Regions from separate parts of the Homo sapiens genome. Here region 1 is linked to region 2. A link is an interaction called in ENCODE POLR2A ChIA-PET data of the cell type or tissue named here. Cell type or tissue: A673. All regions are shown on one strand. Each heading gives the region's core, and the rest is flanking DNA. Links, peaks and the distances in the headings are about the cores only. Region 1 overlaps ATP8B3 (ATPase phospholipid transporting 8B3). Region 2 holds the start of PCSK4 (proprotein convertase subtilisin/kexin type 4).

Region 1 (15,992 bases), core at 4,803-12,802, 300 kb before region 2:
CCTGGCTAATTTTTGTATTTTTTTTTTCAGTAGAGATGGGGTTTCACCCTGTTTCCCAGGCTGGTCTCGAACTCCTGACTTCAGGTGATCTGCCTGCCTCAGCCTCCAAAATATTGGCATTGCAGGCATGAGCCACCACACCTAGCCAAACTTTTAAACAGTGTGTATTTATTTATTTTTTGAGATGGGGTCTTGCTCTGCCGCCCAGGCTGGAATGCAGTGGTGCAATCATAGCTTATTGCAGCCTCGAATTCCTGGGCTCAAGCAATCCTCCCACTTCAGCTTCCCAAGTAGCCGGGACTACAGGAGAGTGCCACCTTACCCAGCTTATTTTTGTATTTTTTGTCAAGACAGGGAATCCCTATGTTGCCCAGGCTGGTCTTGAACTCCTGGGCTTAAGCGATCCGCCTGCCTCCGCTTTTCAAAGCACTGGAATTACAGATGTGAGCCACCACACCCGGCCACTGCTCTTCTTTTGACTTTCACAAGCCTTTATTTGTGGATGCTGAAATTCGAATTGCTGAGTATTTCTCAGATCACAAAATAAAATAGTTTTGTTTGTTTGTTTGTTTTTTGTTTTTTTTTTGAGACAGAGTCTCGCTCTGTCGCCCAGGCTGGAGTGCAGTGGCGCGATCTCGGCTCACTGCAAGCTCCACTTCCCGGGTTCACGCCATTCTCCTGCCTCAGCCTCCCAAGTAGCTGGGACTACAGGCGCCCGCCACCACGCCCGGCTAATTTTTTGTATTTTTAATAGAGACAGGGTTTCACCGTGTTAGCCAGGATGGTCTCGATCTCCTGACCTCGTGATCTGCCTGCCTCAGCCTCCCAAAGTGCTGGGATTACAGGCGTGAGCCACCGCGCCCGGCCACAAAACAGTATTAGTATTATTCTAGTCATTTTTTTTCCTGACCATTAAAAATCCAAAAACAATTCTTAGCTCGCAGGCCGTACAAAAATTGATGATGTGGTGGGGTGTAGTTTGACAGCCCCGGGTCTAATTTATAACCAGGGCACGTGGTTTGGACTGGGTCATAATTTAGTGTAGTGAGAAGTCCCCAAGAAATGGTTCAAGTTCAGCTATAGAAAAATGGGCCCGAGGTTGAGGCGGGTGGATCACCTGAGGTCAGGAGTTCGAGAGCAGCCTGGCCAACATGACAAAACCCCGTCTCTACTAAAAATACAAAAATTAGCCAGGCATGGTGGCAGGCACCTGTAGTCCCAGCTACTCAGGAGGCTGAGGCAGGAGAACTGCTTGAACCCGGAGGTGGAGGTTGCAGTGAGCCAAGGTCACGCCACTGCACTCCAGCAGCCTGGGTGATAGAGAGAGACTCCATCACACACACACACAAAAGACACCACAAAGGGGTGGCATGCACCTGTTGCCCCAGCAACTTGGAAGGCTGAAGAGGGAAGATGTCTTGAGCCCGGGAGGTTGAGGCTGCAGTGAGCTATGATCGCACCACTGCACTGCAGCCTGGGCCACAGAGTAGGACCCCATTTCTAAGAACAATAAAGCATAAAAAGTGGCTGGGTGCGGTGGCTACGCCTGTAATCCCAGCACTTTGGGAGGCTGAGGCGGGCGGATCACTGGAGGTCAGGAGTTTGAGACCAGCCTGGCCAACATGGTGAAACCCCATCTCTACTAAAAATACAAAAATGAGCCAGGCGTGGTGACATGAGCTTGTAATCCCAGCTACTCGGGAGGCTGAGACAGGAGAGTCACTTGAACCCAGGAGGCTGAGGTTGCAGTGAGCTGAGCTTGTGCCACTGCACTCCAGTCTGGGCGACAGAGCAGGACTCTGTCTCAAAAATAAATAAATAAATAAATAAATAAATAAATAAATAAATAAATAAAAATAAAAAAGAACAAAAACCCCAGGAGGAGGAAACAAAGTGTGTCCCACGGATGGGGCTGCATCCCGCTCCAGGCTGTCCTTTTGGGGTCCCTGGGAGACAGGAAGGGGCCACATCCCGCTCCAGGCTGTCCTTTTGGGGTCCCTAGCCCGCATCCCGCTCCAGGCTGTCCTTTTGGGGTCCCTGGGAGACGGGACGGGGCCGCATCCGGCTCCAGGCTGTCCTTTTGGGGTCCCTGGGAGACAGGATGGGTGTGCTCCCCTCTTCCCCGCTTTCTGCAGGTGGTGGAAACTGAGGTCAGCTTTCGCCCCAAGATTGCTCGGGGTGTCGGTTCCAGGGCCACAGGCCTGGCTTGTGTGGCTGCACCAGTGGCCCCCGGAAGCCTGAAACTAGGGGTCAGGGGCTATGGGATCCCGAATGGGGGGCCTGTGGGAGCTGAAGCAGGAAGCTGTGTCTTTCCCCAGGGCCGGATTCAGAGGCCACGACCCGACCTAAGGTGAGCCTGCCTGGCTTGCAGCGCGGGACGGTGAGGGGGACGGGGCACGGGGAGCGGCCCACCCACAGCCGGCCCGTGCCCCCGCCACCCCCAGGAGAACCCCTACCTCTGGAACAAGTTCGCCGACGGGAAGCTGCTCTTCCACAATGCGGCCCTGCTGCACCTCGTGCGGACCAACGGGGACGAGGCCGTGCGGGAGTTCTGGCGCCTGCTGGCCATCTGCCACACGGTGATGGTGCGGGAGAGCCCCCGTGAGCGCCCAGGTGCGCCCACCCACCTCCCCATCTCTGAGGCCGCTCAGCCCCCGGGGCACGGCAGTGTCCCCAGCCCCGCAGCTCACCCGGCCCATCTTCCAGGGCTTTCAGCTGGCTTGGGGGGCGCTGAGGCCGGTGTGACACCAGCCGCACCTCGAGGGCGTCCGGGCCTGGAGCCCAGACAGTGCTGACAAGCATCGTGGCGGGAGGGCGGACGTGTCATCGTCAGGGCTAAAGGATGTCCAGGCCTGCGGTCGGAGCCCGAGGATCTGTTGTTGAGCGGGAAGGTCGTCTAGTCTCAAGTGCTCACCTCCATGCATTGGGTTGTACAGGCGGGGGTCCCCGGCCACCATCAATAAAGGTGTAGCCCAGGCGATACCCATCTCCTCCCTGCACTGTGGAGATGGAGACGGGCTCCACCACGTGACCCCAAAATGGCCCCCCTCCCTACCAGACCAGCTGTTGTACCAGGCGGCCTCCCCCGACGAGGGGGCGCTGGTCACCGCAGCCCGGAACTTCGGCTACGTGTTCCTGTCCCGCACCCAGGACACCGTCACGATCATGGAGCTGGGGGAGGAACGGGTCTACCAGGTCCTGGCCATAATGGACTTCAACAGCACGCGCAAACGGATGTCGGTGCTGGGTGAGCCCCGCCACCCAAGCCCTGGGCCCCCCAAGGTGGGGCGGGCAGACGGGGAGCCTCTGTGGGCAGCAGGGCCTGTTCCCCCACAGTTCGAAAGCCAGAGGGCGCCATCTGCCTGTACACCAAGGGCGCCGACACGGTCATCTTCGAACGCTTGCACAGGAGGGGGGCAATGGAATTTGCCACAGAGGAGGCCTTGGCTGTGAGTCCCTTCAGGAAGGCTGGCTTATGTGTGTGTGTGTGTGTGTGTGTGTGTGTGTGTGTGTGTGTGTGTGTGTGTGTGTGTGTGTGTAGGGACAGGAGGAGGAGGAGGCAGGGGAGGAGACTGTACGGAGAAATGGAAGGCTGCAGGTACCTGGGATGGCTATGTACAGTGAGGTATGTTGTGCACTGTACAAAACACCCTCCCCCGGCAACACACAAAACACACACACACCGGCTGGGAGGCAGCTGAACTCCCAAGTGTAGCCCCCAGAGAGAGAGCGTCTTTTTCTTTTTCTTGTCTTGTCTTTCTTTTCTTTTCTTTGAGACAGAGTCTTGCTCTGTCGCCCAGGCTGGAGTGCAGTGGCACAGTCTTGGCTCGCTGCAACCTCCGCCTCCCGGGTTCAAGTGATTCTCCTGCCTCAGCCTCCCGAGGAGCTGGAATTACAGGCACACGCCAGTGCACCCAGCTAATTTTAATATTTTTAGTAGAGATGGGTTTTCGCCATGTGGGCCAGGCTGGTCTTGAACTCCTGACCTCAGGTGATCTGCCCCCTTGGCCTCCCAAAGTGCTGGGATTACAGACATGAGCCATCGCGCCCAGCCTGCCTTTTCTTTTTTGAGAGGGAGTCTTGCACTGTTGCCCAGGCTGGAGTGCAATGGTGCAATCTTGAGTCACTGCAACCTCTGCCTCCCAGGCTTAAGCTATCCTCCTGCCTCAGCCTCCTGAGTAGCTGAGACTACAGGCGCCCGCCACCACGCCCGGCCAATTTTGTATTTTTAGTAGAGATGGGGTTTCACCATGTTGCCAGGCTGGTCTCCAACTCGTGACCTCAGGTGATCCACCCGCCTCGCCCTCTCAAAGTGCTGGGATTACAGGCGTAGGCCACCGCGCCCGGCCAAGGGTGTATTTTTCTCATTTGCACAAGACGACCGTGCGGTTGAGCTGGCCCAGCTGCCAGGACACACTCAGCTCCGTCTGCTCCAAAGCTTCCCACTCTGTGGGGGAAGCCCGAACTCCTCGGCCCAGGATTTGAGGCTTTTTCTGTCCCCTGCTGACCTCTCCAGCCTGGTCTCTCTTTGGCCTCACCAAGGGACTCCCTAGGACCCAGTTTCTGGCTTGTGACTTCCCCACTCTCAGGTGCTGCCTTGGCACCTTTGCACATGCTGTTTCCTGTGCTGGGAGGGTCTTCCCTGCACCTTTGTCATTCAGAAGCTTTCGGTGTCCTCATGACTCAGCCACAAGCTCCCCACACATGGGGCCTTTCCTGCCCCACCCCCTGCCAACATGGGGCTGTCATCACCCCAGGCTGCCTCCCCCTGGTCCAGCCCTGACCCTACAGGGCCAGAGGATTCTGCGTCCAGCCTGGGGGCTCCTCACAGGTTCTGCTGGGGCCCCAGCAGCATGGAGCACAGGGCAGCGGGGTGTGTGTGGGAAGATGTCCTGTGTCCCCTGCTCTGCCAGGATGTGGGGGCACTCTGAACTGGAAGTGCGGTCACAATAATGACCTAGAGCCCAGGAGCTCAGCAGGTCAGCTTAGCTCAGCCACCCCAGGGAATGGATGGGTAAATTGAGGCCGGAAGAAGGGTCAAGGCCTGTCGGAGGCTGCCAATGTCCGTGAAGCTCCTCTGCTGTGTCAAGCCCAAGCTCTTGGACCCGTGCCCCATCAACAACAAAAGGGAAATCAGACATGGTGGCGCGTGCCTGTGGTCCCAGCACTTTGGGAGCCTGAGGCAGGAGGATCGCTTGAGTGCAGGAGGTGGAGGCTACAGCAAGCTGTGATCGCACCACTGCACTCCAGCCTGGGCGACAGGGCGAGACCCCTGTCTCTTAATAAACAGGCTGGCGCGATGGCTCACGCCTGTAATCCCAGTGCTTTGGGAGGCGGGCAGATCATTTGAGGTCAGGAGTTCGAGGCCAGCCTGACCAACCTGGTGAAACCCTGTCTCTACTAAAACTACAAAATCAGCCAGATGTGGTGGTGCAGGCCTGTAGTCTCAGCTACTCGGGAGGCTGAGGCAGGAGAATCGCTTGAACCCGGGAGGCAGAGCTTGCAGTGAGCCAAGATCGCGCCACTACACTCCAGCCTGGGCAACAGAGTGAGACTCCATCTCAAAAAATAAATAAATAAAAATAAATAAATAAACAAATTTGAGACCTAAGGCCACCCCTTGGAGCACAAAGCTGGGGGCAGGGTCGGGGGGTAAGAAGCCGTAAGGGCACCTTCCTTGGGGACCCCCCGACCACCCTTGGGGTGCCTGCTCTCTGGGCCTGCCCAGTTTCCTCCCAGCCCCTAGAGGCCCCAACCCTGGGTCTGGCCCTTGAGAAATGAGGGGCCCAAGGAAGGGGCTCAGAGAGCCAAAGTTGAGGGGTCAGAGGGAGGGGCCTGGGACTGGGGGAGCCCCAGCTGGGGAAGGCACCGGGTGGGTGGACTGCATAGAAGGTCTTGAGTGATAGTCAGAATTCGCCATGCAGGCCAGGTGTGGTGGCTTCTGCCTGTAATCTCAGCGTTTTGAGGCTCAGGTGTGCAGCTTGCTTGAGCTCTGGAGTTCGAGACCAGCCCAGGCAACATGGTGAAACCACCTCTATTTAAAAAATATATATATATACAAAGAAATTAGCCGGGTGTGATGGCATGTGCCTATGATCCCAGCTATTTGGAAGGTAGAGACAGGAGAATCACTTGAGCCCAGGAGTTCGAGGCTGCAGTGAGCTATGATTGGGCCACTGCACTCCAGCCTGGGTGACAAAGTGAGACCCTATCCCCCACCCCCGAGAAAAAAAAAAAAAAAGAATTTGCTGTGCAAAGCATAGGGAAGGTGTTCCTGGCAGGGAAACAGTCCTCCAAGAAGGTCTGGAGGCAAAAGAGAGCTGAGGGTCTGGGGGTGGGAGCAGGTGTCTGAGACAGAGTAGGTGGGGAGCAGGGGCAGCTCAGTTTTCTTTTCTTTTTTTTTTTTTTTGAAACAGAATCTTGCTCTGATACTCAGGCTGGAGTGCGATAGGGCGATCTCAGCTCACTGCAACCTCGGCCTCCCAGGTTCGAGGGATCCTCCCACCTCAGCCTCCTGAGTAGCTGGGATTCCAGGCATGCGCCACCACACCTGGCTAATTTTTTATGTGTTTCGAGTGGAGACGCGGTTTCACCGTATTGGTTAAGCTGGTCTCAAACTCCTGGCCTCAAGTGATCCGCCTGCCTCGGCCTCCCAAAGTGCTGGGATTACAGGTGTGAGCCACCACGCCCAGCCCTCTTCCCCGCTTTCTTTCTATTGTTTTTTCTATTTTTTTTTTTTTTTTTGAGATGGAGTCTCACTTTGTCGCCCAGGCTGGAGTGCAGTGGTGTGATCTCAGCTCGCTGCAACCTCCGCCTCCCAAGTTCAAGCAATTCTCCTGCCTCAGCCTCTCAAGTAGCTGGGACTACAGGCACCCACCACCATGCCTGGCTAATCTTTGTATTTTGGGTAGAGACAGGGTTTCACCATGTTGGCCAACCTGGTCTCAAACTCCTGGCCTCAAATGATCCGCCTGCCTCAGCCTCCCAAAGTGCTGGGATTGCAGGCGTGAGCCACCGTACCCGGCCTCAGACCAGTTTTCTGAATCCCTTCTGGCTGCTGTTGGCTGGGGAGGCAACAGGCTTTTGGTTGGGGGACCCAGGCTCCGGAGCCCGGCAGGGGGTTGGGGAGGGCTGAGCCTCGGATGTCGGCTTCAGCATGGTGACAGCTTCCACCTGCCCGGCCCCCAGGCCTTTGCCCAGGAGACCCTGCGGACACTGTGCCTGGCCTACAGGGAGGTGGCTGAGGACATTTACGAGGACTGGCAGCAGCGCCACCAGGAGGCCAGCCTCCTGCTGCAGAACCGGGCACAGGCCCTGCAACAGGTGTACAACGAGATGGAGCAGGACCTCAGGGTGGGTGGGCAGCGGGGGCACCCAAGGGGGCCCTGGGACTCTCCTGCCCCCGCCAGGGAGCTGGACGGCTGCTCAGCATCTTCCCCGCCCTGCCCTCCTCCCCCACCAGCTGCTGGGAGCCACAGCCATCGAGGACAGACTCCAGGACGGTGTCCCTGAAACCATCAAATGTCTCAAGAAGAGCAACATCAAAATATGGGTGCTCACCGGGGACAAGCAGGGTGAGTCCCGGGCAGCTCCGGGTGGCTAAGCCCCTGCAGCATGGGTCTTCAAACTTCCCTGAAGTTTGAAGGCTCACACCTGTCATCCCAGCACTTTGGGAGGCCGAGGCGGGCGGATCACTTGAGGTCAGAAGTTCGAGACCAGCAGGGCCAACATGGTCAAACCCCGTCTCTGCTAAAAATACAAAAATGGGCCTGGCCAGGTGTGGTGGTGCGCATCTGTAATCCCAGCTACTCAGGAGGCTGAGGCAGGAGAATCGCTTGAACCTGGGAGGCAGAGGTTGCAGTGAGCCAAGATCGCACCATTGCACTCCAGCCTGGGCGACAGAGCGAGACTCTGTCTCAAAAAAAAAAAAAAAATGCTGCAACTCTCAGAGGAGCGCAGTGGCACATGCTTGTGGTCTCAGCTACTCCAGAGAAACGAGGCAGGAGGCTCGCTTATGCCCAGGAGGTTGAGGCTGCAGTGAGCCGTGATTGCGCCACTGCCCTCCAGCCTGGGTGACAGAGTGAGCCCTTGTCAAAAAAAAAAAAAGTGATTTTCAGGGTGCCCTCTGTCGGCCAGGAGCCAGCCCAGGGAAACATATTCAATTATTTCCCTTCTGATTTAAAAAGATATTGAGACATTTTGTGGGTTCCTGAAGGCACTGTGGATCCTAGGCACATGTGCCTGCTGATCCTGGCCTCAGACACATCTCTGGGCAGCCCAGTCCCGGCCAGAACTACAGCCAAAATCTCAGGGCTGGCTCTCATTGGTGAGCCTGGGTTACAAGCCCTTCTCTGAACCAATCACCATGGCCAGGGGGTGGGGCATGTGGCTGCCATTGGTCGGGCCAGGATTCACCGGGCAGAGTGGGCGTGGCCCCCAGGCAGCCAGTGCGGGGCGGGTCGCAGAGGCGCTGAGCTGGTCTGCTTCGCAGAAACGGCTGTGAACATCGGCTTCGCCTGCGAGCTGCTGTCAGAGAATATGCTCATTCTGGAGGAGAAGGAGATTAGGTAAGAAGTGGGGAGTTGGGGGGTGAGCAAGGGGAGTGGGGAGGTGAGGACAAGGAGCACCCAGGTGCGTGTCTCACTGGACGGGGAGCCCAAGGCACAGTGGGAAGGGGGGGATTGAGAGGGGAGGGAAGGGTAGGAGGAAGGAGTGTGGTAATGGGGAGTGGAGGGAGCTTGGAGGGAAGGGGGAGGGGCAGTGGAGGGAGAAGGGGAGAGGCAGAGGAGGGGGAGGAGCAGAGGAGGGAGGGGGAAGAGGGAGGGAAGGTGAGGGCAGGGGGAGGGGCAGGGGTGGCGAAGTGGGCAGTGGAGGGAGAGGGTAGGGGAGAGGGAAGGGAGGGGAGGGGAGAGGGGAGGGGAGAGGGAAGGGAGGGGAGGGGGAGGTGCAGGGGTGAGGGAGTGGGCAGTGGAGGGGAAGGATGGGGGCAGTGGGGAGGAGGGGAGGGGCAGTGGAGGGAGGGGGAGGGGAGAGGGAGGGGAGGGGGGAGCAGCGGAGGGGAGTGGGCGGTGGAGGGGGAGGGGAGGAGAGAGGAGGCAGAGGGGAGGAGAGAGGGAAGGGGGAGGGGCAGGGGTGGGGGAGTGGGCAGTGGAGGGGAAGGGGAGGGGCAGCGGCGGGAGGAGGAGGAAAGGGGAGGGGAAGAGGGAAGTGGGGAGGAGAAGGGGCAGGGGTGGGGGAGTGGGCAGTGGAAGGGGTGGGAGGGGCAGTGGAGCCCCCGGGGAAGTGGGGAGAAGCCCGCCCCCTCCCCTGCCCCGCTGACCCCTGCGCCCCGCAGCCGCATCCTGGAGACCTACTGGGAAAACAGTAACAACCTTCTAACCAGGGAGTCCCTGTCGCAGGTCAAGCTGGCCTTGGTCATTAACGGAGACTTCCTGGTCAGTGTCGCTCAGGGTGGACGGCGGGGTCCCGGCGCCAGGGAGGGGCCTGGAGGGGCGGCGGGCTCGGGGTGGGGACTGCTGGCGAGGCCGAGGGCCGGGTAGGGTCCAGTCTGGCCTGGAGGCCACGGCGCCTGGCACAGCCCCCTCCCCGCCGGCCAGGACAAACTGCTGGTGTCCCTGCGGAAGGAGCCGCGCGCCCTGGCGCAGAACGTGAACATGGACGAGGCGTGGCAGGAGCTCGGCCAGTCCAGGAGGGATTTCCTCTACGCCAGGCGCCTGTCCCTGCTGTGCCGGAGGTTCGGGCTCCCGCTGGCTGCACCGCCAGCCCAGGACTCCAGAGCCCGCCGTAGCTCCGAGGTGCTGCAGGAGCGCGCCTTCGTGGACCTGGCGTCCAAGTGCCAGGCGGTCATCTGCTGCCGCGTGACGCCCAAGCAGAAGGCCCTGATCGTGGCCCTGGTCAAGAAGTACCACCAGGTGGTGACCCTGGCCATCGGGGACGGTGCCAACGACATCAACATGATCAAGAGTGGGTGGCGGCGGCGGGGCTGGGGGTGCCTGGGACGAGTGGGGGGCGGCTGACGGAGGCGGTGGTGGGACTGGGGGGACCTGGGGCAGGTGAGGGGGGCGCTGATGGAGGCGGCGGTGGGACTGGGGGGACCTGAAGCAGATGGGGGGGGCTGATAGGGGGCAGAACAGTGCGGGGGTCTGGGGGGGCGGGCGGGACTGGGGGCGTGCGGGGGGCTGACCAGCTGCTTGTGCCCTGCAGCCGCGGACGTGGGCGTGGGGCTGGCGGGCCAGGAGGGCATGCAGGCAGTTCAGAACAGCGACTTCGTGCTCGGCCAGTTCTGCTTCCTGCAGCGCCTCCTGCTGGTGCACGGCCGCTGGTCCTACGTGCGGATCTGCAAGTTCCTGCGCTACTTCTTCTACAAGAGCATGGCCAGCATGATGGTGCAGGTCTGGTTTGCCTGCTACAACGGCTTCACCGGCCAGGTGCGTCCCCCACCCTGGCTGCCCCATGACCAGGGCCTCTGGGGATGCCCTGCCCCTCCCATAGCTGCCAGGAGCAGCCCTGGACGCACTGAGAACCCTGGGATCCTCGGTGGACAGGGCTTGCCTGAGGCCACATGGCAAGGCTGCGTTAGTGGAGGCCTAGAGTCCAGGTGAAGGGAGGTGACGGTCCCTGTCTAGCTCTGTGCCCAACACCTTCCAGGATATTTGTTTCGTTTTGTTTTGTTTTGAGACAGAGTCTCACTCTGTCACCCAGGCTGGAGTGCAATGGCACGATCTCGGCTCACTGCAGCCTCCGCCTCCCGGGTTCAAGTGATTCTCTTGCCTCCACCTCCCAAGTAGCTGGGATTACAGGCGTGTACCATCACGCCTGGCTAATTTTTGTATTTTTAGCAGAGACAGGGTTTCACCATGTTGGCCAGGCTGGTCTCGAACTCCTGACCTCAGGTGACCTGCTCACTTTGGCCTCCCAAAGTGCTGGGATTACAGCGTGAGCCACCGTGCCCGGCACACTCAGAGCTTTCAAGCAAGGGCAGGCACTGCACATGGACCTCCTCTTCTGGGGAGAGTTGAGTGAACAAGACCTTGAACCCCAGAGAAGATCCGATTGTGGGAGCTGGGGCTCTGGTCCAGACTCTGAGCGGTATCCTGACAAGGACTAGAGGAGCCCCAGGGCAGTGCTATTCCCTGCGTGTAGGGAAACTGCTGGGAAGCAGGTGCCTTGGAGAAGGAATGAGCTCCCATCACTAATACCTGGGCATTTGAGAGGGAGCTTTACAGAAACCCCTTAGTAAGTATATATTGGTTTCTGTTTTATTTTTATTATTATTACCTTTTGAGACAGAGTCTCACTCTGTTGCCCAGGCTGTCGTGCAGTGGCATGATCTTGGCTCACTGCAACCTCTGCCTCCCGGGTTCAAGTGATCCTCCTGCCTCAGCCCCTCTAGTGGCTGAGATTACAGACACCTGCCACCATGCCTGGCTAATTTTTATATTTTTAGTAGAGACAGGGTTTTGCCATGTTGGCCAGGCTGGTCTCGAACTCCTGACCTCGTGATCTGCCCATCTCAGCCTCCCAAAGTGCTGGGATTACAGGCATGAGCAATCGCACCCAGCGTTTTTTTTTTTTTTTTTTTTTTTTTTTTTTTTTAGACAGAGTTTCACACTTGTTGCCCAGGCTGGAGTGCAATAGTGTGATCTCGGCTCACTGCAACCTCCGTCTCCTGGGTTCAAGCGATTCTCCTGTCTCAGCCTCCCAAGTAGCTGGGATTACAGGCGCCTGCTACCACGCCCAGCTACTTTTTATATTTTTAGTAGAGACGGGGTTTCACCGTGTTGGCCAGGCTAGTATCAAACTCCTGACCTCAAGTGATCTGCCCGCCTCGGCCTTCCAAAGTGCTGAGATTATAGGCGTGAGCCACCGTGCCCAGCCTGTATCCTTTTTTGATGCCATCCAATTAAAACAAAAACTCAGAGGTGCCATTATGAGGGAATTTGATCATGCTTTCCTCCCTCCCTTTATCTTGCCGCCTTTATCAGGCCGCACTTCACCCCACCCCAGTCCCAGCCCCAACCTTGAGTGTAACTCGACCAGAGTTACCTCACCCAGAACCCTCCCTGGGTGCCTGCTTGGCAGGCTCCTTGGGTGCCTGGAGGCTGACTTGTTCTCCTTGCCCTTCTCCCCCGGCTCAGCCCCTGTATGAAGGATGGTTCCTGGCTCTTTTCAACCTCCTGTACAGCACCCTGCCAGTTCTCTACATTGGGCTCTTTGAGCAGGTGAGCAGGGCAAGGCCGGGTCTTCCTTCCAGGTCTCTGCTTAGCCTCTCCTCCTCTCCTCCGCTCCTTGGGGCGGGGAGAGGGAGCCTGGGAGACCTTCAGGCCATGGGGTGGGGCTCAGGGGGTGCAGTCCAGTACCTCTCCCTGCCCACTGCCATTGACCTTCTCCCACCGGAGCCTACGCTCATCCCGGGGCCATCCAGCTCCTCCTGTGTGTGGGAGCCCCCACCCTGTGCTGGAGCCCCCGTGCCTCTGTCTACCCATCCATGCAATGGGGAGAGAGGATCAGAGCAGATGACTCTGCTAGGTTTATCATCCCCCAGCTCCAAGAGGCCCTGGCTACGTGATCTGGGGTTGGGAGGGTGGGTCACATGGAACGTTCCAGATGATGGAAGTGTCCCACAGCTATGCAATCCAACACAGAAGCCAGCAGCCATACGTGCCCATGAGGAACGCTTGTGTTGCGGCTGGTGTGACCCAGGGACTGGATTTTACATCTCATTTCATGTTTGCTAGAATCTTTTTTTTTTTTTTTTTGAGACAGGGTCTCGCTCTGTCGCCCAGGCTGGAGTGCAGTGGCACAATCTCAGCTCACTGCAACCTCTGCCTCCCGGGTTCAAGCGATTCTCCTGCCTCAGCCTCCTGAGTAGCTGGGATTACAGGCGTGCACCACCATGCCCGGCTAATTTTTTTATTTTTAGTAGAGACAGGATTTCGCCATGTTGGCCAGGCTGGTCTTGAACTCCTGACCTCAGGTGATCCTCCCACCTCGGCCTCCCCAAGTGCTGGGATTACAGGCGTGAGCCACCGCACCTGGCCTTGCTGGTATCTTTAACTGTGGTGGAATACAAATCACGTAAACTGCCCCGTCTCAGCCAGACTCATGCGCACAGCCCAGCATCACCTAGTGCGTTCGTGTGGCCAAGTGACCAACCTCCAGAGCTCTTTCCATTTCATTTTATTTTATTCTGTAGACGAGGTCCCATTCTCTCACCCAGGCTGGAGTGCAGTGGTGCGATCACAGCTCACTGCAGCCTCCACTCCTGGGCTCAAATGATCCTCCTGCCTCAGCCGCCCAAGTAGATGGGATTACAGGTGCGCACCACCACACCCAGCTCCTTTAAAAGGTTTTTTTGGAGATGGGGGGTTTCACTATGTTGTCCAGGCTGGTCTCAAACTCCTGGCCTTAAGCGATCCTCCCACCTTGACCTCCTAAAGTGCTGAGATTACAGGCGTGTGCCACCGTGCCTGGCCTTACTTTATTTTAACTCACTTAAACTCAAAGAGCCACACACAGAGAGTGGCCACCCTACTGGCCTGCCCGAGGAGATCCTGATCTCTGTTGGGTGTCCCCCGCCCCCCACCCAATCCCAAGAGCTTCTGCTTGCCCCAAGGACGTGAGCGCAGAGCAGAGCCTGGAGAAGCCGGAGCTGTACGTGGTGGGGCAGAAGGACGAGCTCTTCAACTACTGGGTCTTCGTCCAAGCCATCGCCCATGGTGTGACCACCTCTCTGGTCAACTTCTTCATGACACTGTGGATCAGCCGCGACACGGCGGGACCCGCCAGCTTCAGCGACCACCAGTCCTTTGCGGTCGTGGTGGCCCTGTCTTGCCTGCTGTCCATCACCATGGAGGTGGGCAAGGTCCTCACCTCCCCGGGGCCTTGGACATGGCCTATGGAGGCCTCCTCCCCTGGGGACCCCTGCTTTGGGGGCATTGCCAGGTGCCCTTCCTGGACCCCAGGGGCTGGTGTCCTGGTGCAAGCCCCGCTAGGCCCCGGATTTACCCCACCGCTGCCTGTCCAGGTCATTCTTATCATCAAGTACTGGACCGCCCTGTGCGTGGCGACCATCCTCCTCAGCCTTGGTTTCTACGCCATCATGACTACCACCACCCAGAGCTTCTGGCTCTTCAGAGTATCCCCCACGACCTTCCCGTTTCTGTGTGAGCCCCCATGGGGAAGTGGGACGGGCGGTCGTGGTGCAGGGGAGCCCCGATGGAAGAGGTTGCAGGTTGCTCATGACAGTCGTCCGGCAAAGTGTCCTGGGGAAGGCGCTCCTTTATGGACCAGGCACAAAGGCACCAAGGCGCTCCCTAGCCTGGGGGCATCCTTGGAGCTGGGGGTAGGCTCTGCTGTGACCCCGCCCTGTCCCCAGATGCCGACCTCAGCGTGATGTCCTCTCCCTCCATCCTGCTGGTGGTCCTGCTGAGTGTGTCCATAAACACCTTCCCTGTCCTGGCCCTCCGAGTCATCTTCCCAGCCCTCAAGGAGCTACGTGCCAAGGTGAGGTGGGCCTGGGCCTGGGGTCCTCATCTGGTACATTCCAGGACCCTGGTTGGGGAGCCGTGCAGGGCGTAGGGACTGCAAGGTGTCCCGGCCCCTCTCGGCCCTCCAAGACACTAGGCTTGGGGGAAGGGTGGGTGCGGAGCCCCGGACACACGCCCAGTGCCCCCGGGGCCCGATTTCCCAAGAAGGGAGACCTCACTCCCCCGACAAAGCAGCAGAGAGCACCCAAACGCCGCCCTGGATTCCAGTGCTGATGCCATCGGGCTCTTAAGGTTTTATTTATTTATTTATTTTTACTTTTTGAGAAGGGTCTTGTGCTGTCACCCAGGCTGGAGTGCAGTGGCACAATCTCGGCTCACTGCAGCCTCGACCTTCCGGGCTCAAAGGATCCTCCCACCTCAGCTTTCCAAGTAGCTGAGACCACGGGCATGTACCACCACGCCCAGCTAATTTTGTAGTTATTTTCTAGAGATGGAGACTCATTATGGTGCCCAGGCTGGTTCAAACTCCTGGGCTCACGCAATCCTCCTGCCTTGGCCTCATAACATGTTGGGATTTCAGGCATGAGCCACACTGTGCCTGGCTGACACCATCAGATTCTACCGTGAATGATCTAGAGCTTGGGGGTTGAGATGACGGAAACAACCTTGAAATGGTTTAGGCAAAAGGAGGAACTTAGAAATAAGAGTCTGTTGACAGATGAGTGGGTCAACACGGCACGCTCCATCTGTGCAATGAAACACGCCTGAGCCGTGAGAAGGAGTGAGGCTCTGACACAGGCCACAGCGTGGATGCACCTTGAGGACATGTGCTCAAGGCCAGGCGCAGCGGTTCACACCTGTAATCCCAGCACTTTGAGAGGCTGAAGCAGGTGGCTTGCTTGAGCCTGGGAGGTTGAGGCTGCAGTGAGCTATGATTTTTGCCACTGCACTCCTATCTGGGCAACAGAGCAAGACCCCACCTCAAAAAAAAGGGAGGGGACTTACTAGCCCACGTAACCAAAGCATGCATGGAAAAGCAAGTTGCAGCTGAGATGGGCCCCAGAATTGACTGGAATGGTGTACCTGCCCTGCCACCTCTGTTCTCCCTGCCCAGCTCCTGCCACCTTTACTGCACAGGCTGGGCACCTGGCTGTCCCAGGCTCACCTCTCCTGGATTTGCCACCAAAGGGCAGCCAAGGCACCTGGTGGCTGGTCCAGAGTCGGGGAAGGACTCTGATTGGCTGAGCCAGGGTTAAGTCCCAGGGAAGGACTCTGATTGGGTGGTCCCGAGTTAAGTCCCAGGGAATAACTCTGATTGGCTGATCCAGGGTTAGTTTCCAGGGCAAGGCCAATTAGTGGGTCTTGAAAAGCAAAGGACTAGAGTCCTCCTTAGAACTCAACACTGAGAGTCGAGGACTCTAATTGGCTCAACTTGGGTAGGGAAGAACGTAGCCAATCAATAGTGGCCAAGGGCTTTGAATCCTGCCTCTCCTACTTGGGGGA
Region 2 (11,021 bases), core at 53-8,052:
CCTCTAGGCCCTGAGCCTTGTGCCTGTAACTGGTCAACGTGTCCATGTCCCCCACCGGGGTTGAGAGCTCCCCAAGGGCAGGCAGGAGCTCGACGCTGGGCAGTGGGGGTGGGTGCGGAATAGCTGCCCAGTGAAGTGTTTGCAGCCGGGCGCGGTGGCTCACACCTGTAACCCCAGCACTTTGGGAGGCCGAGGCAGGTGGATCACGAGGTCAGGAGATGGAGACCATCCTGGCTAACACGGTGAAACCCCATCTCTACTAAAAATACAAAAGATTAGCCAGGCATGGCGGTGTGTGCCTGTAGTCCCAGCTGCTGGGGAGGCTGAGGCAGGAGAATGGCGTAAACCCAGGAGGCGGAGCTTGCAGTGAGCCAAGATCGCGCCGTTGCACTCCAGCCTGGGTGAGGCTCCGTCTCAAAAAAAAAAAAGTGTAATCTGCAACGATAGCCATCTCATTCCAGGCCCTTTGGGAGGCACTGGGAAAACAGGCCAGTGTTTCAATATAAGGGATGGCAGAAACCTGCAAGGGAGGCCAGGCTGTCATGAAGACTTGATTCTAGAGCTGAGAAAGGCAACTGTTTCATCTGTTATCTTAGCGCAGGGTTTCTCTGCCTTGGCACTGCTGATGTTCAGGGCCGGGTCATTCTTGGTTGTTTTCGGTGGAGAGGGGGAAGTGGCTGTCCTGGACACTGCAGGGTGCTGAGCAGTGTCCCTGGCCTCTGCCCACTCCATGCCATCAGCCCCCAAGTCATGACGACTACAGGTATCTCCAGACATCACCCAGTGTCCCCTGGGGCGGGGTGGGGGGCAGGGCTACCCCCTTTGAGAACCTCCTGTCTTGGAGGCAGCAAACCCCAGCATCTCGATCCCCTGGGTGGAGGAGAGCCCTTTGGTCGGGTGTGCACTCACCAGCCGGCACTGAGTGAGGCTGTGGCTGCATGGAGCCTCAGTTTCCCCCTTGGTAAGTGGGAGTAGTAATGGCCCCTGCCTCCTATGGTTACAAGTTAACAGAGAGAACGCCTTTCTGCACGTTTATTTCTATTTATTTTCGAGATGGAGTCTTGCTCTGTCACCCAGGCTGGAGTGCAGTGGCGCAATCTCAGGTCACTACAAGCTCGCCTCCCAGGCTCAAGTGATTCTCCTGCCTCAACCTCCTGAGTAGCTGAGCGTACCACCATGCCCAGCTGATTTTTGTATTTTTAGTAGAGACGGGGTTTCACCATGTTGGCCAGGCTGGTCTCAAACTCCTGACCTCAGGTGATCCGCCCGCCTTGGCCTCCCAAACTGCTGGGATTACAGGCGTGAGCCACCGCCATCAGCCTTTCTGCACATTTATTAAGTGCCTTCAGGCAACTATAACACAGTCCCAGCAAGGAGGGTGTTCAGAGAAAAACGTGTGTGTGTGTGTGTGTGTGTGTCCAGCTCAGCCCCAATCCTGAACCTGGCTCTGAAAAGAATGACTACGACAGCTGCATTTATTAAGCGCCTATTGTGTGCCAGGTTTTGTGCTTTTCCTGAATTATTCAACAGCCAAAACTGGGGGTGGGTGGGTGTTGCCCAAGGTCACACAGGGAACCTATGTGCTCCAGAGAGCTTGGACAGCCTTCTTCCTCCTCCCCTGGGGCTGCTATCTGCAGAGTGAGATAGAGGCCACTTCTGGACCAAAGGGCAGAGGCCCAAGTCCCCCCAGCCCCTCCCACCTGCTTTAGTCTTTATCCAAAAGCACCCAAGGTCAGGGGTAGGAGGAGTCCCCCAGCTGGTCCCAGGAGTGGCCTCCCAGTCACTGTCCCCTCTGAGTTTCTTCGTATGTTACCCAGGGGTGTGGGATTTGTCAATTTAAAGGAGGTGGGAGATGGGGATGAGGGACTGCCATCTCTCCCCGGGCCTGGCTCGTGGGGAGGAATGACTCTCCCAGGGCGTCCCTCCCCTAAATCCCTTTTCCTGCAGCTTCAGCGACGGGAGGATGACCTTGGACATCAGAACTGTGGAGGGAGGCCCAGCCCCCAAGATTAGCAGCAGATGGGACTGGGGGTGGGCAGGGTGGAGGACTGTATGCTTCAGACAGAACAGGCACAGAGGCAGCCCCTGCCTCCCTGTGCCTCAGTTTCGTCTCTGGTGACACGGTGCCCCAGGCAGCCCCTCCCTGCTGCCTGCCTCCTGGGCGCTCTACGACCTAAATTCCTGCCCACTAGCCCCAGGGATGTGGAAAGGGAGGGCAGAGGTCAGGGACCTGCTCCCGGGGGCAGGCACAGCCGGGCCATGCCCATGCCACCTGCTGCGCTGCACATGGGACCAGGCACCTGGGGACCTCCAGGGTGTGGGCACAGACTTCAGACTGTTCTGGCGCTGCCTGGCATGGGAACCCCCAGATGGTGGGAAAATTGGGGGGGAACTGGACTCCTGGGATCCACCTGCAGAAGGTGCTCAAAAAAGTGGCACTGTCCTCTACCCAGAATACCCCAGGCCCAGAGCAAGTCCTTGTGAGTCATTCTGCGGAGCTTCCTGGAAGAGAAGGCAGAGCCAGTGGGGCTGGGAGCACCACACAAACGGAAGAAAGGCTGGGTGCAGTGGCTTCCACCTGTAATCCCAGAGCTTTGGGAGGCTGAGGCAGGAGGATCGCTTGAGCCCAGAAGTTTAAGACTAGTCTGGGTAACATAGTGAGACCCTGTCTCTTAAAAAAGTTAATTTTAAAAAGTTTTAGGCCAGGCAAGGTGGCTCATGCCTGTAATCCCAGCAGTTTGGGAGGCCGAGGTGGGCAGATCACCTGAGGCCAGGAGTTCAAGACCAGCCTGGCCAACATGGTGAAACCCCGTTTCACCATGTTGAACGGCTAAAAATACAAAAGTTAGCCGGGCATGGTGGTGGGTACCTGTAATCCCAGCTACTTGGTAGACTGAGGCAGGAGAATCGCTTGAACCCAGGAGGTGGAGGTTGCAGTGAGCCAAGATCACACCACTGCACTCCAGCCTGGGCAGCAGAGCAAGACTCGGTCTCAAAAAAAAGTTTTAAAGGTGGGGAGGGAGGCATTTAAGGAGCGTTTACTACATGCTCTTGCTAGAGATTTGGAAAGGGGAAGGGGCGCGCAGCGTCACCAAGGGTGAAAGTCACGGAAGAACTGTAATGGAGTCACAATCGGGGTGCCTGGATCTCCGGCTCTGTGGGCCCCAGTCCAGCCTCCCCACATCACAGCCGTCAGACAACCCAACTCCGTCTTAACAAACATTTACGCTCGGTGGCACTAAGCCATTGAGCTGGGGGAAGGTGAGCTAGGGCAGGAGAGGAGGAGGAAAGGAGAAGGGTCCTGGGCAGGCCCCCAGGACGGTCCGTTCCCCTTCCCGCCAGGAGCCTCCCCTCAGAAAAACGGGAAGATCTCTACTGTTGCAGCCAGGCCGGGGTCCACGGGGGAAGGGGGACGGCGAAACGCGCAGGACACTGGCATCCCGACCCCTCTGGGGCCACTGGGCAACTGGAAGAACCGGACTTCGGCATGGCAGGCACCCAGCGCCCGGAAGGAGGCGTCGGGGGGCGGCCAGGGGCGGAAGCTAGAGAGGGGTGGCCCGGGAGCAGGGTCGCAGGGCGCGGGCAAGGGAAGGGCTGCGGGCGGACCTCGAGGTCCCAGTCACCTCGCGCGCTCCACCGGCCGGACCGGACCCCGTAGCCGGGGAAGGAGTCCGGTCTGCGACCCCCAGGCCCATGGCCTCGGTGTGCCCGTCGGCGAAACGGGCTAGCGCCGACGGCTCACCTGCAGCCAGATACCGCTTCTCCACCCCGGTCTTGGCCTCCAGCGCCCCCAGCACTTCGGTGACCAGGTTCCTTTGCTCCAGGAAGTGCTCCACGCGCTGCCTCAGGCCGTCCATGGCCCCGACGCGCCCGGGGTTGGCTGCTCGAGCTCGCCCGCGGACCAGGGCACCCACCCCGCTGCACGCGCACCGCTTTCCCGCAGCCTGAGCCGCGATGCTCCGGCCCCGCGCCGGTGTCCGCCCCCGGCCCCCCGCTAGGACCAATGGGAGGGCAGGGCGGACAAAGGAGGAGGGGCCTGCCCCGTCTCCCCCGCCGCATAGCCCTCCGCCACGGCCGCCGCTGCCCAGACCCCGCCGGGAGAGGGCGGGGCGCGGCGGCCCAGGGCACCGATTGGCCGGGCCGGAGCGAGACGTAGCTGATTGGAAGGGCGGTGTCAGAGGATGGGATTATTGGCTGAAGGGTGGAGCCAGGGCGAGGAGAGGCGTGGGGGGGCGGAACCGGGGGGAGGGGCTAAAGAAACATCCGAGCCGATTGGAGAAACGGGACGCGATTCATTGGCGAGACCAGTGGAGGGCGGGGCTGATCACAAAGGAGGCAGGGCGGAATGGTAGGGGCGGGAACGGGGCGAGGCTTATCGGAGGAGGCGGGATTACGCAAAAGAATGATTCTGATTAGGCCGGACAGGAGGCCGGGCTGATTCTCGAAGGAGGGGTGTGTTGGAAAGTGGGAGAGGTCAAACAAAGGGTAGGACGCGTTATCGCAACAGTGAACCCGCTTCTCTGGGTTAGTCTTGTCGTTGTACAAATGGGAAAACTGAGGCTCCCGAGGGTGTGGGTCTGCGGAAGACGGGCAGGCGTGCGTCCCTCTCCCGCTTCTGTTAGATCTTCGCGCCCCTCCTGGCTGAGTAGCCGCAAGGCCCCCTGGGAGTCGAAGCCTTCTGCGTTGCTATGGCGCCGGGGGCGGGTCGGACGCCTGGGCCCACTCGGCGGTTTGGCGGGAGGGAGGGGATTTGCGCAGGCCCCGCTCCCGCCCCGCCTCCATGCGGCCCGCCCCGATTGCGCTGTGGCTGCGCCTGGTCTTGGCCCTGGCCCTTGTCCGCCCCCGGGCTGTGGGGTGGGCCCCGGTCCGAGCCCCCATCTATGTCAGCAGCTGGGCCGTCCAGGTGTCCCAGGGTAACCGGGAGGTCGAGCGCCTGGCACGCAAATTCGGCTTCGTCAACCTGGGGCCGGTGGGTGGGACCGGGATAGACGGGAAGTGGGGGCTTGGAGGGGACTGAACAACCCTAGACCCCGACAAGGGGGAGGGAGCCCACAAGGTCTTCTAAATATCAAGAGTCCCAGCCCACCCCTGCCTCAGCCAAGCTCAGCTTCTGGGACTCCCAGAGAGCACCTGCTGGGGAAGGACAAAGAAGGGGGCTGTTACCGGCCCTCGGGGGCTTCAGCAGGGGAGCCGGGTCCCATCGGTGCGGCCGCTTCCCCACATCCCCAGATCTTCCCTGACGGGCAGTACTTTCACCTGCGGCACCGGGGCGTGGTCCAGCAGTCCCTGACCCCGCACTGGGGCCACCGCCTGCACCTGAAGAAAAACCCCAAGGTGAGCCTGGCCTGGAGGCCAACCCCCTGCCCGGGGTCTCAGCTGCCTCCTGGGGCCACCAGCCATCTTCTGTGGTTCTCGTGGTTGTTATGAACAGCTGTGTGCTTTCTGTGGCTCAGACCCGCCCGGGCCCCAAGTCTATACAGCAAGAGGAGGCAGGAAGACCCAGATACGGAAATCATGGCGCCTGCCAGGGCCTGGTACACAGTGGGCACCTCTTGTCCTCCCCCTCCCTCCTCTGGGCCCCAGGGGCTCTGGTAAGGAGGGACAGACGGCGTGACTTCCCCACCGTCTAGGTCATGGGATGGAGGGAAGGGGATTTTACGACACCGTAATGGGTTCCAAAGAGTAGGAGGCTTGGCCCGGCGCGGTGGCTCACGCCTGTAATCCCAGCACTTTGGGAGGCGGAGGCGGTCGGATCACAAGGTCAGGAAATCGAGACGAGATCCTAGCGAACACGGTGAAACCCTGTCTCTACTGAAAATACAAAAAAATTAGCCGGGCATGGTGGCAGGCGCCTGTAGTCCCAGCTATTCAGGAGGCTTAGGCAGGAGAATGGTGTGAACCCGGGAGGCGGAGCTTGCAGTGAGCCGAGATCGCGCCATTGCACTCCAGCCTGGGCGACAGAGCGAGACTCCGTCTCAAAAAAAAAAAAAAAAAAAGTAGGAGGCTTACAGTCACCCAGTGGCCCTCAGGACGCAGTGTCCAGGCGCTCAGAAAGGGGCCTGGGTCCCATCGGGCTGGGCCCTGTCTAGAAAATGCCTGGGATGTCAAGCTGAGGGGTTGGGATGGAGCCTGGGAAGCCCTCGGAGGCCAGGAAGTGCCTTGAACAGGACTGGACAGCTGCCTGCTTACAGCACCGGGAGGGAGAGCAGTGGCCAGTTCCTGATGTGGTTTGCAAGAGAGAAGCCAGGCCTGGCGTGGTGGTTCATGCCTGTAATCCCGGCACTTCGGGAGGCCAAGGCAGGCAGATCACTTAAGCTCAGGAGTTCGAGACCAGCCTGATCAACATGGCGAAACCCCATCTCTACTAAATGTACAAAAATTAGCCGGGCATGGTGGTGTGCGCCTGTAGTCCCAGCTACTTGGGAGGCTGAGGTAGGAGAATCGCTTGAACCCAGGAGGCAGAGGTTGCAGTGAGCCAAGATTGCGCCACTGCACCCCAGCCTGGGCGACAGAACAAGACTCTGTCTCAAAAAAAGAAAAAAAATAAGGAAGTGATGCAGGAGAGAGATAGAAGGATCTAGAACAGGGATGGGGGAGAGAGTGGGGTGGGGACCCGGGGACCTGCAGTCACCCGCGGCAGCAACGACGCGTCTGTGGGCCCAAGGACAGGTGGTCCAAAAGCCTCGACCCCTTCCGACTGCAGACAGAGCCCCAGGCACATGGGGACCCTGGAGAGCAACCCCCACAAACACAGGGTCCCAGGGCACGGGGCTGCCTCACTCCCTGAACCACGAGGGGCCCCAGGGGCGAGCAGGGGACAGGCCTGATGCACCCTCTGCTCTGCAGGTGCAGTGGTTCCAGCAGCAGACGCTGCAGCGGCGGGTGAAACGCTCTGTCGTGGTGCCCACGGACCCCTGGTTCTCCAAGCAGTGGTACATGGTGAGCAGGCAGCCAGGGTGGGTAGACGGGGACGGGGCCGCTGGCGCCCTCAACTCCAGGCCCTCACAGGGTCACAACCCCGCCTCCCCCTGCAGAACAGCGAGGCCCAACCAGACCTGAGCATCCTGCAGGCCTGGAGTCAGGGGCTGTCAGGCCAGGGCATCGTGGTCTCTGTGCTGGACGATGGCATCGAGAAGGACCACCCGGACCTCTGGGCCAACTACGTGAGACCGCGGGTGGCTGTGGGCGAGGGCTGCCCCAGGTGCCGAGGCTGGCACCACCCTAGGGACGCCTCCCGGCCCCCTCATATCCCCACCTGCCCCCAGGACCCCCTGGCCAGCTATGACTTCAATGACTACGACCCGGACCCCCAGCCCCGCTACACCCCCAGCAAAGAGAACCGGTGAGCAGGGCTCCCACAGCACACGGGGGAAGCCCCAGTACCCGGCAGGGGGATGGAGGCCGTGACAGGAGCCCCTCTTGGCCCTGGCACCAGGCACGGGACCCGCTGTGCTGGGGAGGTGGCCGCGATGGCCAACAATGGCTTCTGTGGTGTGGGGGTCGCTTTCAACGCCCGAATCGGAGGTACCCGGGGTCCCCCAGCGGCACCATTCCGGGACAGAGAGGGAAGGGGGTGACTCTGGCGGGGAGCTGGGCCCAAGGACTCGGGAGCCCACCCTCTCACTGCTGGGTGGTGCTAGGGCCCCAGACTCCAGGGCTTGGGGGGTGCTGAGCCAATACGAATGGTCCCACTCCAGGGAGCAGAGAGAGGGCCCAGGTAGGGCTGGGGAGTGGTGTGGAGTGGCGCGGGGCGGGCTGGGGTGTGGGGAAGGGCAGGGCCGGTGGCAGCGGCCCTCCCGCCCTGGCTCTGCAGGCGTACGGATGCTGGACGGTACCATCACCGATGTCATCGAGGCCCAGTCGCTGAGCCTGCAGCCGCAGCACATCCACATTTACAGCGCCAGCTGGGGTCCCGAGGACGACGGCCGCACGGTGGACGGCCCCGGCATCCTCACCCGCGAGGCCTTCCGGCGTGGTGTGACCAAGGTGAGTGGCAGCCCGAGGAGGGCAGGGGTGGCAGGCCAGGCCGACGCCCCCTCCCCGCCCCTCCTGGTTTCCCAGGGCCGCGGCGGGCTGGGCACGCTCTTCATCTGGGCCTCGGGCAACGGCGGCCTGCACTACGACAACTGCAACTGCGACGGCTACACCAACAGCATCCACACGCTTTCCGTGGGCAGCACCACCCAGCAGGGCCGCGTGCCCTGGTACAGCGAAGCCTGCGCCTCCACCCTCACCACCACCTACAGCAGCGGCGTGGCCACCGACCCCCAGATCGTGAGTGCAGCCGCCCCAACAGGGTCCCCTCCCCAGGCCCTGCCATCCCAGCCTGGCCTCCTCCTGTCCCCACCACTGTGACTTAGCACCCTCCCAAAGCTGCTTTGAAAATGCAAATCCAGGCCGAGCACGGTGGCTCACACCTGTAATCCCAGCACTTTGGGAGGCTAAGGCAGGCAGATCACAAGGTCAGGAGATCAAGACCATCCTGGCTAACATGGTGAAACCCTGTCTCTACTAAAACTACAAAAAAAAAAGGCCAGGCACGGTGGCTGACGCCTGTAATCCCAGCACTTTGGGAGGCCGAGGCGGGTGGATCACGAGGTCGGGAGATCGAGACCATCCTGGCTAACAGAGTGAAACCCCGTCTCTACTAAAAATACAAAAAATTAGCCGGGCGTGGTGGTGGGCGCCTGTAGTCCCAGCTACTCGGGAGGCTGAGGCAGGAGAATGGCATGAACCCGGGAGGCAGGGTTTGCAGTGAGCCGAGATCGGGCCACTGCACTCCAGCCTGGGCGACAGAGTGAGACTCCGTCTCAAAAATCAATCAATCAATCAATCAATAACCCAAATCCAGGCCAAGCACAGTGGCTCGCGCCTGTAATCCCAGCACTTTGGGAGACCAAGGTGGGTGGATCACCTGAGGTCAAGAGTTCAGGACCAGCCTAGCCAACATGGCAAAACCCCATCTCTACTAAAAATACAAAAAAAAATTAGCCAGGCATGGTGGCGGGCGCCTGTAATCCCAGCTACTCAGGAGGCTGAGGCAGGAGAATCGCTTGAACCCCAGAGATGGAGGTTGCAGTGAGCCAAGATTGCACCACTGCACTCCAGTTTAGGCCACAGAGCGAGACCCTGTCTCAAAACAAAACAAAACAAAACAAAACAAAAACAAATCCAGCCGGGCGCAACAGCTCACTTTGGGAGGCCAAAGTGGGAGAATCACTTCAGCCCAGGGTTTCTTTTCATTTGTTTGTTTTTGAAGATGGAGTCTGGCTCTGTCGTCCAGGCTGGAGTGCAGTGGCGCGATCTCAGCTCACTGCAAGCTCCGCCTCCCGGGTTCACACCATTCTCCTTCCTCAGCCTCCTGAGTAGCTGGGACTACAGGTGCCCGCCACCATGCCCGGCTAATTTTTTGTATTTTCAGTAGAGACAGGGTTTCACCATGTTAGCCAGGATGATCTCGATCTCCTGACCTCGTGATCCGCCCACCTCGGCCTCCCAAAGTGCTGGGATTACAGGTGTGAGCCACAGTGCCCAGCACTTTCTTTTTTCTTTTGAGATGGAGTCTCGCTCTGTCACCCAGGCTGGGTGCAACAGAGTGAAGTGGCATGATCTCAGCTCACTGCAACCTACGCCTGCCGGGCTCAAGCGATTCTTGTGCCTCAGCCTCTTGAGCAGCTGAGACCACAAGCATGCCACCATGTCCTGCTAATTTCTTTTGTATATTTTGTAGAGATGGCATTTCACCATGTTGGCCAGGCTGGTCTCCAACTCCTCAGGTCAAGCGATCCACCAGCCTCGGCCTCCCAAAGTGCCGGGAATAGCAGGCCACGCCACCATGCCCGGCTAATTTTTTTGTATTTTCAGTAGAGACGGGGTTTCACCATGTTGGCCAGGCTCTTAGTTCTTTTTGAGCATAGTCCTTGTTACTTCTTGAACTCAGTCCTTGGAGTCCTTGGTACCTTTTTTTTTAAATTTTTTTGAGACAGAGTCTCACTCTGTCACCCAGGTTGGAGTGCAGTGGTGCAATCTTAGCTCACTGCAACCTCTACCTCCCAGGCTCAAGCGATCCTCCTGCCTCAGCCTCCTGAGTAGCTGGGATTACAGGTGCACACTACCACACCCAGCTAATTCTTGTATTTTTCCTGTAGAGACGGGGTTTCACCATGTTGCCACAAGCTGGTCTCAAACTCCTGAGCTCAAACAATCTGCCCGCCTCAGCCTCCCAAAGTGTTGGGACTACAGGCGTGAGCCACTGTGTGGCCAGTCCTTGGTACTTTTTGACTTCAGTTCTTGGTACTATTTTTTTATTTTTTTGAGATGGAGTCTTGCCATGTTGCCCAGGCTGGAGTGCAACGGTGTGATCTTGGCTCACTGCAACCTCTGCCTCCTAGGTTCAAGTGATTGTCTTGCCTCAGCCTCCCAAGTAGCTGGGATTACAGGTGCCCCGCCACCATACCCGGGTAATTTTTTTGTATTTTTAGTAGAGACAAGGTGTTGACCAGGCTGGTCTCGAACTCCTGACCTCCGGTGATCCACCCACCTCGGCCTCCCAAAGTGCTGGGATTACAGGTGTGAGCCACCGCACCCAGCCCTTGGTACTTTTTGAATTCAGTCGTTAGTACTTTTTTTTTTTTAATCCAGAGTCTGGCTCTGTTGCCCAGGCTGGAGTGCAGTGGCGTGGGTGTGATCTCCGCTCACTGCAACCTCTGCCTGTCGGGTTCAAGTGATTCTCCTGTGTCAGCCTCCCGAGTAGCTGGAACTACAGGTGCCCGCCACCATGCCTGGCTAATTTTTGTATTTTTGTAGAGTTGGGGTTTCACTATGTTGACCAGGCTGGTCTTGAACTCCTGACCTCAGACAACACGCCCGCCTCAGCCTCCCAAAGTGCTGGGATGACAGGCCTGAGCCACTGCGCCCGCCCAGTCCTTGGTACTTTTTGAAGAAGGGCTGTATTCTCACTGTGCACGGCCCCCCGAGTCCCACCCCCCTCTGCCCTCAGGTCACCACGGACCTGCATCACG

What was found. Peaks named below come from ENCODE experiments on the same cell type or tissue, not always from the same donor. Only the 100,000 strongest peaks of a DNase experiment are listed, where the experiment ranks them.
Region 1: POLR2A ChIA-PET joins it to region 2 with 18 read pairs; 2 of 35 experiments call an interaction of 5 or more read pairs at or near these places.

What each region holds. Positions count from the first base shown.
Region 1 is chr19:1,783,332-1,799,323 of GRCh38, reverse strand. ATP8B3 (ATPase phospholipid transporting 8B3) reads left to right here. Exons shown (of 29, transcript NM_138813.4): 15 at 2,319-2,350; 16 at 2,445-2,613; 17 at 3,059-3,247; 18 at 3,337-3,449; 19 at 7,189-7,323; 20 at 7,463-7,574; 21 at 8,492-8,567; 22 at 9,335-9,434; 23 at 9,597-9,963; 24 at 10,204-10,427; 25 at 12,138-12,221; 26 at 13,616-13,855; 27 at 14,027-14,165; 28 at 14,378-14,505. Among named protein-coding and RNA genes, the nearest start is that of ATP8B3, 21 kb to the left of the region's middle. RefSeq lists enhancers at 2,090-2,901, 3,200-3,494, 2,902-3,714, 9,206-10,028, 10,370-10,419 and a silencer at 3,200-3,494. In A673, for the core only: CTCF peaks have their summits at 8,140 (motif pointing left) and 10,334 (motif pointing left); DNase peaks (open chromatin) are centred at 8,403 and 10,313; H3K27me3 peaks cover 440 bases.
Region 2 is chr19:1,484,106-1,495,126 of GRCh38, reverse strand. PCSK4 (proprotein convertase subtilisin/kexin type 4) reads left to right here and starts at 4,777. Exons shown (of 15, transcript NM_017573.5): 1 at 4,777-4,969; 2 at 5,230-5,334; 3 at 6,847-6,939; 4 at 7,035-7,163; 5 at 7,266-7,342; 6 at 7,436-7,524; 7 at 7,814-7,986; 8 at 8,062-8,274; 9 at 11,000-11,021. The coding sequence starts at 4,781. REEP6 (receptor accessory protein 6) reads right to left here and starts at 3,946. Exons shown (of 5, transcript NM_138393.4): 1 at 3,743-3,946. The coding sequence starts at 3,857. RefSeq lists silencers at 3,698-3,817, 3,848-4,387, 4,608-5,037. In A673, for the core only: no CTCF peak of the experiment used is centred there; DNase peaks (open chromatin) are centred at 4,306 and 4,696; H3K4me3 peaks cover 1,967 bases; H3K27ac peaks cover 1,170 bases.